2 separate regions of the Homo sapiens genome follow, and region 1 is linked to region 2. A link is an interaction called in ENCODE POLR2A ChIA-PET data of the cell type or tissue named here. Cell type or tissue: Panc1. All regions are shown on one strand.

Region 1 (5,000 bases), 140 kb after region 2:
CCCTGCTTCATTTGGTTTAGGCCAGTACAAGCATCTGCCTTTTCAAAAGTTGGGAGTCCCAGCTCTGGAAATAATAGCTGGGTTGGCTTCCTGATTTGTGCTGTGCGGGGCTGGGCTTGGATGATCTTCAAGAACACTTCCACTTTTTACATTCCTGATCTCTGGTAGATGCTCAATAAACCTTTACTGAACAAGTCTCTCCTGCTACCAAAACGTTGCTCATCAGTGTAAATCAGACGTGTCCTTTAAGGCCTGGTCTGTCCCTGTATTCTCCATGAAGTGACTCCTGACCAGGCCAGCCTCCATCAACTCCTCCATTGTTGGGAGTGACTGTGTCAGCTATTAGTAGAGAAGATCTTGTATGTTTTTCATATTTATGTGTTTTCTTCTTCCAACTAGAAGTGTGAACTCTGGGAGGTTAGGGGTCATATTTTATATAAATTGATATATCCACAGATGCATGGCACACTGGGCATTTTGTGTATAAATAATGACAATGCGACTGATTAGGACATGTTAGTGTAGACTCACCAGTTGTGACAAATGCATCACCTACCGCGAGATGTTGATAGTGGGGGAGGTTGTGTGTATGGGGGGGCAGGGATATTTTTGAAATCTCTGTACTTTTGCCTCAATTTTGCTGTAAACCTAAAACTACTCTAAAAAATAAAGCATATATATATATGTGTATATATATATGTATATATATGTGTGTATATATATGTGTATATATATATGTATATATATGTGTGTATATATATGTGTGTGTGTGTGTGTGTGTGTATGTGTATATATATATATATATATATATATATATATATATATAAATTTTTTTTGAGACAGGGTCTTACTCTGTCACCCTGGCTGGAGTCCAGTGGCACAATCTCCACTCACTGTAGCCTCAATCTCCTGGGCTCAAGTGAGCCTCCTATGTCAGCCTCCTGAGTGGCCAGGGCTACAGGTGTGCACCACCATGCCCAGCTAATTTTTTTTGTTTGTTTGTTTAAAGTAGAGACAAGGTCTCATTATGTTGCTCAGGCTAGTCTCGAACTCCTGGCCTCAAGCATTCCTGCCTCAGCCTCCCAAAGTACTGAGATTACAGGTGTGAGGCACTGTGGCCAACCTATATTTTTTAAAAGATAGAATTTTCCCATCTGAGGAGCAGACTTGAGTGGATTTCAAGAGGGTACTATTCAGCCCTCAAGGGGATTCACAGACCTAGAATTAGAGAAAAATAGCAGCACAGCACTCACAGCAGCTGGGAACTTTCCCATCCTTCCCTGGCCACTTCCTAGAAGATCAAGACTAGCTAAGGAAACAAAATGAGGAAGGGGGAATGCTGAGATTAAAATTAAGGGGTGCCTTTCAGTATATTAGGAGAACTTCGTGAAGATTTTGAAAAATGCCACACTCTAGATAAATATAGATATAGCTTTTCAAACATGGGATTGGGGAAGCTAAGAAGTTCATAAATACAAAAAAAAAGAGTTTTTGAGTGTTTCAAATTTAAAAAAAGATATGTCACTGACCATGTTGCTTTTTGAGAGTCTTTGTCCTTGTATAGGGTAGGTTATGCTGAGGTGACAAATAGCTCCCAAATCTCAGGGAGTAAGAATAGTAAGAAGTAATCCTTTCTTATGGTTGTCATGTGTTAGCAGGGACCTCTTCTTATCACGGTCACTCAGGGACCCAGTCTCATGGAGTAACTACTATTCTGAATTGCTGGCACCATGCAGAATTACTTAAATGCCCCACTGACCACAAGGAGGTGAGGAATCACAATGCTACCTTGTGTTTGCAACTGGAGACCGATAGGAATGATTAGGGAACCATACCACCATAATCCTAGTAACCAGAAAGCCAGCCAGCTAGTACCAGAGCCCCAAGCAGAGGCACTTGTGGTTTCCAAATTTCATCTTTAGGCTCAGGCTGATTTGTAAGAACAAATGAGCTACAGCCATGCATCACACATCCTGTGCTGCCACCACAGTCTTAAATCCCTTGCCCAAGACAGGAGCCTTTGCTTTTTGTGAGAGTCCGCGTCTGTCACCTGGTGTGACTCATCCATTCTCCAGTGCATTGCCCCTCCCACTGCAGGAGCTACTCCCATGCAGGACTTGTCTGTCAGGCTGCAGCACTCCTGCACATGGGGCTGACTGCCTATGGGAACCGCAGGGTCCAGCCTGGGGAGCTGCCATTCGGGGCTAACTTGACTCTCATCCATACAAGAGCCCAGCCTGTGATTTGTAGCAAGGTATGACAGAAGAGAGCCAGTAATGCCCATATCTCCAGCTGCCAGGGAGTGGGGCAAATTTGCCGGTGAGTTTGTCTTTGGCCAGCCACAGTGAGTAGTCCCAGGTCCTCCTTCTCCTTCCAGTGACTTCCTTTGGAGAGGAATTTCAGAGATGAGCAGCCACTCATGATTTTGTGTTTGTGAGGCTTTGGTAATTTGAGGTTTAATTAATAACATATGTAGTGAATAAGTGAATTTATACAGTGAATAAGGGAACATGTACAGTGAATAAGAAGGAATTTATTAACTTTAAGGCACTTTACGTAATAAGAGCACAAGTCTGTATAAAAATATTTTTGTTTTCATTTATTCTTCTCTGTTCTTCTGTGCTCCACTAATTTTATCCAAAGATCAGAATACAGGAAATGGGAACCTATAAATAACCTTTTTTTCTGATAATCTCCAAGGTACTAGGTGTAAATGCAGAAGTTAATGAACATTTTTATGATTATTTTCCCTCATCAGACCTTGTCATGTTTTATCTACAATTTTGGCTTATTATGAAGGCATCACTAGCCTCAAACCCTTCTTGAAACTGAGTAATATTTTTGTACTTTCTCAAAAAATCCTGCACCAACGACTAACCTATGGCAATGAAAACTCTTGGCCTTACACATTCTTCTTCTCAGATGATACTTTCTCAAGAGGAAGGCAGACTTTGGGGAGATTTCTCTGGGTTCTTAAGCTTGTCTCCATTGTGTCATTCTTTGTATTGTGGGGATGTAACTACAGTTCCATTGTTTTTTATACTATTCTTTAAAATAGTGTAATTGATGCTTCATTCCTTTCTTTTTTCTGATTCTTTGTCAGTATTTGTTGAATATGAATTTTAAAAGTTTAGTTTTGCTTAAAATTGTTTATCCTTTGAAATTTGACAAAATGTGTTTTTCCCTCTTAAAGTGAACTTACAGATAAAAGTGATGCTTGAATTTCTCCCACATTACTTTTGGTTTATTACGTTTCCTCTTTCAAAATTCATTCATAGTCCTATAGTTTCAAAAAATCCACTTATTGGTAGCTCAAATGCATAATTTCAAATATATTTCTGGGCAAGTGGTTAGCCTTAAAAGACTGCAAAACTTGTACTTTATGTCCTTAGAGATGGTATCCTAAAATAATATAGCCACAATTCTGTTCTAATAATATTTGCATAATATAGAGTTACAACATCATTGTCTTTTTTGAAAAATGAATAGAAACTTGTGAACAGAAATCAGACCTCTTATTCACAGATAATGAGATCAGGGGATTCAGTTACCAGGCCTGGTAACCGGTTGCTCTTTCTAAAATTGGACATGGGAGGACAGCACAGGGGTTGTCAGTGGAAGTCACCTGCCCTGGGTTCAGGCATTAACGGGGTGCAGTTCCTATAGAGAATAATATTTCTAAACATGTCTAAAAGATAATAGAACCAACTGAAAATCAGTCTTCTTTATCATCAGCATGTTCTGGTAATTCTAACCCATGTCAGTGACATGGGTTGGTGATATGGGCAGACCAGGCCCACAGCCACCTTCCCCTCCTTGTTACTGCTGTTGTGTGTGTGAGATTTGATTTAATTCACTAGTGGGAAACAGTCTACCTCAGGAGACAGTGGCTACTTCCAAAAAACCATAGTTTAGCAATGATCTATCAGTCCCATTATCTTGGGAATTGATGGCTTCCGGGTTTGTTATTTTTATATATTTCTTTTAACATAACAGCCATCTCTCAGGCTAGTAAAACCCCTGATTTTATTTTTATTTAGGGACGAGGCTATAGAACCTACTGCTTCTGCCTATTATTCCTGAATCTTTTGACTGCAATGAACAACTCCTGAGTCTTTTGACTGCAATGAACAACTCCTTAGCTAAAGCCCCAAAAGTGATTTTATTTTAGTAATACTCGGAGATCTCATAGAACACAGGGCATGAGACACAGGGGTCTGAATGGCCTCAGGACTCTCTTTATGATCTTTGCCCCTCTTGGTGCATCTGCTTCCTTTTGCTCTGTCCTTCTTTCTACAGTTAGGTCGTTCTCAATCACATATTAATATCACCTAGGGTTTTTTCTCAGTTCTGTATATGAATATCATCTGTGGAATTTAAAAGACCATTTATCCTAAATGTTAACAGCACAATGTAGGTGAAGGGATATTAAGTGTTCACTGTTCTATTCTTTCCATTTTTCAGTCGTAATTAAATTATTCAAGATAAAAAGTTTGGGGCAATGTATTAGTGTCTGAGCCTCAGCCCCAGAAATTCTGATTTAAATGGTTCTGAAGTGGGGCCCAGGCACTAGTATATTTTAAAAGCTCCTCTGGGAATCCCGATGTACGATTGAAGCTGGAAATCACTGCTATGGATTGCTGGGTTTTTCAGCTTCTCTTGACAAAGAGAGTGAGTCCCATCTCTTTCTTCTTGTCCAAATTTCAAAATTCCTGGGGTGAGGATGGATGGGTTCAGTTGGATCAACTGCCATCCCCTAATGCAGTCAGCTCTGACCAAGTACACTGTTCAGCTGGCTGCACACACAGGAAATGTGGATGGGTAAGCAGTTTCCAGACAGGGATGGGTGGGCTGAGGGGGTAGTTAGGAAAATAAATGTAATAATGATAATAGGAGTCCAGTGTATTCCTCTAACAGAAATGCAAAGTGAGTCCTGAACTGCTGAATTTGAGAACATCCAGCTGTTGATAAGACAAAGCCATTGCTTATTATGACCGCTG
Region 2 (5,000 bases):
CCGTGAGTACATCCAGTGCCCAGATCTTGATTTCCAAATACCATTCTCTAATAAAAGGAAGGGCTCCTTGGAGAAATGACTGATTCTGGTGTTTGGGGTAATGAAGATACAAGATAAGCCTGGAGCGTGTTGTGGTGGCAGAAAATTAAGTGGTTAAAAAAACAAAAGGTGGGCCTGTGTCAAAGGGACTTAGAACCCAACCTGAAGGAGCTCCCAATATCTAGAGCTGGAACAGTTTGAGCAGCACAATAATCTAGTATTTGATTTTTATGTAAAATACAGCATAAGTATACATGAGTCCATATTGATATAAATAAATGGTTGAATAAATAAACGGGAGAAAGGATAAATTGAAACAAAAATTCCAAGTGATAATTCTAAATACTTATTTCCTTTTCCGCACACCCCCTCTTTCCCTTCCAAAAGCTTTCCTCAGGTGTGGAATAGACTAAAGGATAGATGGGGCCGGGCGCGGTGGCTCATGCCTGTAATTCCAGCACTTTGGGAGGCCGAGGTGGGCAGATTACGAGGTCAAGAGATCGAGACCATCCTGGCCAACATGGTGAAACCCCATCTCTACTAAAAATACAAAAATTAGCTGGGCATGGTGGCGTGCGCCTGTAGTCCCAGCTACTCAGGAAGCTGAGGTGGGAGAATTGCTTGAACCCGGGAGGTAGAGGTTGCAATGAGCTGAGATCGCGCCACTGCACCCCAGCCTGGTGACAGAGTGAGACTCTGTGTCTCAAAAAAAAAAAAAAAAAAAAAAAAAAAGGAATAGATGGACAGGGAAAAATAGTAGCTTAGTAGCTTTTAATGGAGAAACTTCGCAAATACTGCCTTTACCAAGTGGTCCAGGTTAATGTCACCAGTGATAGGTTATGTTGATACCATGTATTCCCTTCACCTTTGTGGTATTCTTCCCCAAAGTCCATGATCCTGGCTGGGGAAAACCTCAGACAAACTAAATTGAGAGACATTCTACAAAATACCTGACCAGTACTCCTCAAAAATGTCAAGGTCATGAAAAACAAGGAAATACTGAGAAACTGACATTGACCAGAAGAGGCAAAGGAGACATAATAACCAAATACATTTTGGTTTCCTGGATTGGATTCTGGAACAGAAAAAGGACATTAGTGGAAAAATTGATTAAATCCATATACAGTTAGTAGTTTAATAATAATGTACCAGTGTTAATTTCTCAGTTTTGAAGTGGAATGTGGTTATACACACTATTAACATTAGGCAAAACTGAATTAAGAGTGTGGGAACTTTCTACTTCCTTTGTAACTCTTCTGTAAATCTTTTTATTCCAAAGCAAAATTTTATTTAAAAAAAATTACCCTTAGGTAATCAACAGCAATGGATAATACACAAATTAATAAGGTAGTTGGCTTTATCACTTCAGATGTGTATGTTAAAATTCAGGGGAAAGCTGTAATTTAAAATTCACTGTCCATTTGAAAATAAGCTTCCTATTGGGACATTAAGGTGCACGTTCATCCTGGCTAACACGGTGAAACCTCAACTCTACTAAAATACAAAAAATTGGCCGGGGGTGGCTCACACTTGTAATCCCAGCACTTTGGGAGGCCGAGGTGGGCGGATCACGAGGTCAGGAGATTGGGACCATCCTGGCTAACACGGAGAAACCCCGTCTCTACTAAAAATACAAAAAATTAGCTGGGCGTAGTGGCGGGCGGCTGTAGTCCCAGCTACTTGGGAGGCTGAGGCAGGAGAATGGTGTGAAGCCGGGAGGCGGAGCTTGCAGTGAGCCGAGATCGCGCCACTGCACTCCAGCCTGGGCAACAGAGCGAGACTCCGTCTGAAAAAAAAAATATATATAAAATAAAATACAAAAAATTCGCCGGGAGTGGTGACATGCGCCTGTAGTCCCAGCCACCCAGGAGGCTGAGGCAGGAGAATCGCTTGAACGTGGGAGGCGGAGGTTGCAGTGAGCCGAGATCGCACCACTGCACTCCAGCCTGGGTTGCAGAACGAGACTCTGTCTCAAAAAAAACAAACATAAAAAGGTGCATGTTATTTTGTAAATCTGTGAATATGGAGTGTGGATGGTGGAACTAGGCTTCTTGTAAAAAACTCACGTCCCTGTTACTAATTCAGATAGCTATACTGAAGAACAATGATAGTCAAATTGGGCTGGAAGATGAATAGAAATGCTGAATTGTTTTTGTGGCTTATTATGAAAAACTTTAGACACCATAAGTTTGTTTTGTGACAAACTTATGCCCATTTCATTGTCCCTTTGCAGTGTGTTTGTCTTCCAGTTTTAAAAGTATTTTACAAAGGATATTGAACACAAGGATCTATGAACTTAATGTACAGAATATTATCATTTTGCCATCTTGCTTAAGTGTTACTTTTTAATAAAGAGAACATTACAGATGAGATTGAGTTCTCATCACCTCCTTCTCATTTCTCTTCCTTTGCAGGACCACCTGTGTTCTTAAGTTGTATGTATCCTTTAGTCCATAGTTTTACACCTATTTGCCTGTGCATAAACAAATAGTATTTTGTGTGATTTAGACACTTACATAATTGTTTCACATTGCACCTTTTCTTTATATTTAATGTGAGATTTCAACATGGATACATAATGTAGTTGCATCTGTTACAAATGGGTTTTATAACACTAGTTAGCTTATAGGTAATTAGTAGAGAGAAATGATGTCAGGACAATGAGAAAGTGTGTTAGTTTATTTTCTAGGTAAGAAGAGCTGTAATAAAGATTGTAGGATTATGACTTCAGCAAGAAAATGGAAGCAGCTTGGAGTTCTTTTGAATCTGAATACCTTTTTTTTTTTTTTTTCTTCTTTTAAAGTAACCATCTGTATCTCTAAGGGTATCTTCCTCAAAGTTTACAGTTCTGGCATTGAGGGCTCTTAAATCCTGGTGCTCACTTTCACTGTCTCAGCATCCATAAGCCAACCAACATTCCCACTTAATTGTTTTTTGTTTTACATTTTTAATAGCTACTGAAGAATTCTTCAGTCATGACTGCTTGGGCAGTCTAAGTTATTGCCTATCTATGTAGGTTCTAGTTATTATTTGTTTTCGTTTATAGTGTTGAGGTCCCAAACTGCATAGGTTTTTGCATAAATTGAGTGGTCTGCAAACTCTATTTTTTATATAGTCACTGGTATTTTTAGTGTTTGATTTTGAAGTTTTCACATAATAAGTGGTATTTTAGTGTTTTTTTTTCTCCCAGAATGCATGGTGTTTAAGACTGCACATACAGTATTATAGGAGAGACACCTTTACTACTACTTTCTAATCTCTGCATAGTATTCCATTGTCCGGCTAAGTATTACATATTTTTTGGATATTTAGGACTTTTTTTCAATTTTTAGCTATTAAGAAATTTTTAGCTATTAGAACTTCAGTAAACATCTTTTTTGGGGTATGTGTACAGCTGAAGATTTGCTGACTCCTAGGGTGTGCACATGTTCAACTATACTAGATGTTGTCTGATTTCTCTCTCAAGTAATTATACCAATTTAAAAACGTCTGATACCATCAGACTTTAAAAAAAATTTTTTTTTGGGGGGGGGGCTAGCCTTACAGATGTACAGTAGTATCTACCATGTTGTGTTTCATTTTCATGATTACTAGTGAAGCTAGGCATCTTTTCACATTTCAGTTCCTTGTGTACAGCTTGTTCAGGATATTTCTTCTATTTTTCCTTTGAGTTCTTGTTCATATTCTAGTTAATTTCTAGTAGTTCTTAATGTATTTTAACCAATAGACTTTTGTCTTCCTTCTGCTTATGTATTCCTCGTAAATGCTTTTTGTGACTTGTCTAAGTATAAACAACTTTACTATTAGCTGTAAAATTTTCATTTTTAGTATGTCATCAATCTTTTTTTGTGTTTAGTATGATTAAATGTTTTTCACTTGGAAAGATATGAATAGTCTACTTCATTGATCTTTTTTAAGTCATTTCATTTTTATTTTGTAGCTACAAATCATAAACTATACCTCATTAATTTGTTATGTTTAAGAAGTAAGCTAAAACTGAGGAGAAACCAGGCTAACTTAGCAGATATTACTACATTCTTAACTTCAATGTTTTAGACTAAAGTAGAGAATAAAGATTTATTTGTGGGTATAACTTTGATTCAGTATCAATGTCTTGGCTAGTTCATATTTGGCACTTGGTTGTTGGAGTTGCTACTTTGTAATTGAGATAAAACAAAATAAACACATTCCAGTAAACAAATGCTTAGTTGACTGTGACATATTTTGGGGTGTGGTGAGAAGAATCTTTCCCACAATTTATTTTATTGGGGGAAATAACAGTGTAAAACAGGATAAATTGTAATGCCTTACATGACTGAATGGCAGACATGTGATAAGATGATAGGTGTTACAGAATCTTTGAAAAAATGTCTTTCAGAAAGGGGATTAAAAGTAAAACTAGGCTGGGCGCAGTGGCTCACACCTGTAATCCCACCCTTTTGGGAGGCCAAGGCAGGTGGATCACCTGAGGTCAGGAGTTGGTGACCAGCCTGGCCAACACGGTGAAACCCAGTCTCTACTAAAAGTACAAAAATTAGCCAGGAGTGGTGGCACGCACCTGCAATCCCAGCTACTCGGGAGGCTGAGGCAGGAGAATTGCTTGAACCCAGGAGGCGGAGGTTGCAGTGAGCCAAGATCACTCCACTGCACTCCAGCCTGGGTGACAGAGTGAGAGTCCGTCTTAAAAAAAAAAAAAAAAGTAACACTGAATTGGTTCTTAAGGTAGAAAGTTATAGGAGTACTGAGTGCATTGTAGGTCTGGCAAAGGTATTAGATAATTTATGATAAAAAGATAATTAGGCAGACTACTTTGGCTGAATGAAAGTTTTCATATGGGGGAGTAATGGGATTTAAGACTAAAAGCATGGGTTAAAGTAGGGGGTACAGTATATTTTGAAGATTGCTTAAAGATATTTAAAACTATTTAATAAATTAATCTGAATGAGAAGGAAAGGTTTTCC

What was found. Peaks named below come from ENCODE experiments on the same cell type or tissue, not always from the same donor. Only the 100,000 strongest peaks of a DNase experiment are listed, where the experiment ranks them.
Region 1: POLR2A ChIA-PET joins it to region 2 with 12 read pairs; 4 of 35 experiments call an interaction of 5 or more read pairs at or near these places.

The regions. Positions count from the first base shown.
Region 1 is chr6:47,654,341-47,659,340 of GRCh38, forward strand. It overlaps the pseudogene ADGRF2P. Among named protein-coding and RNA genes, the nearest start is that of ADGRF4, 42 kb to the right of the region's middle. In Panc1, no CTCF peak of the experiment used is centred here; a DNase peak (open chromatin) is centred at 2,033.
Region 2 is chr6:47,510,330-47,515,329 of GRCh38, forward strand. All of the region lies in intron 2 of CD2AP (CD2 associated protein), which reads left to right. Among named protein-coding and RNA genes, the nearest start is that of CD2AP-DT, 35 kb to the left of the region's middle. In Panc1, no CTCF peak of the experiment used is centred here; a DNase peak (open chromatin) is centred at 2,656.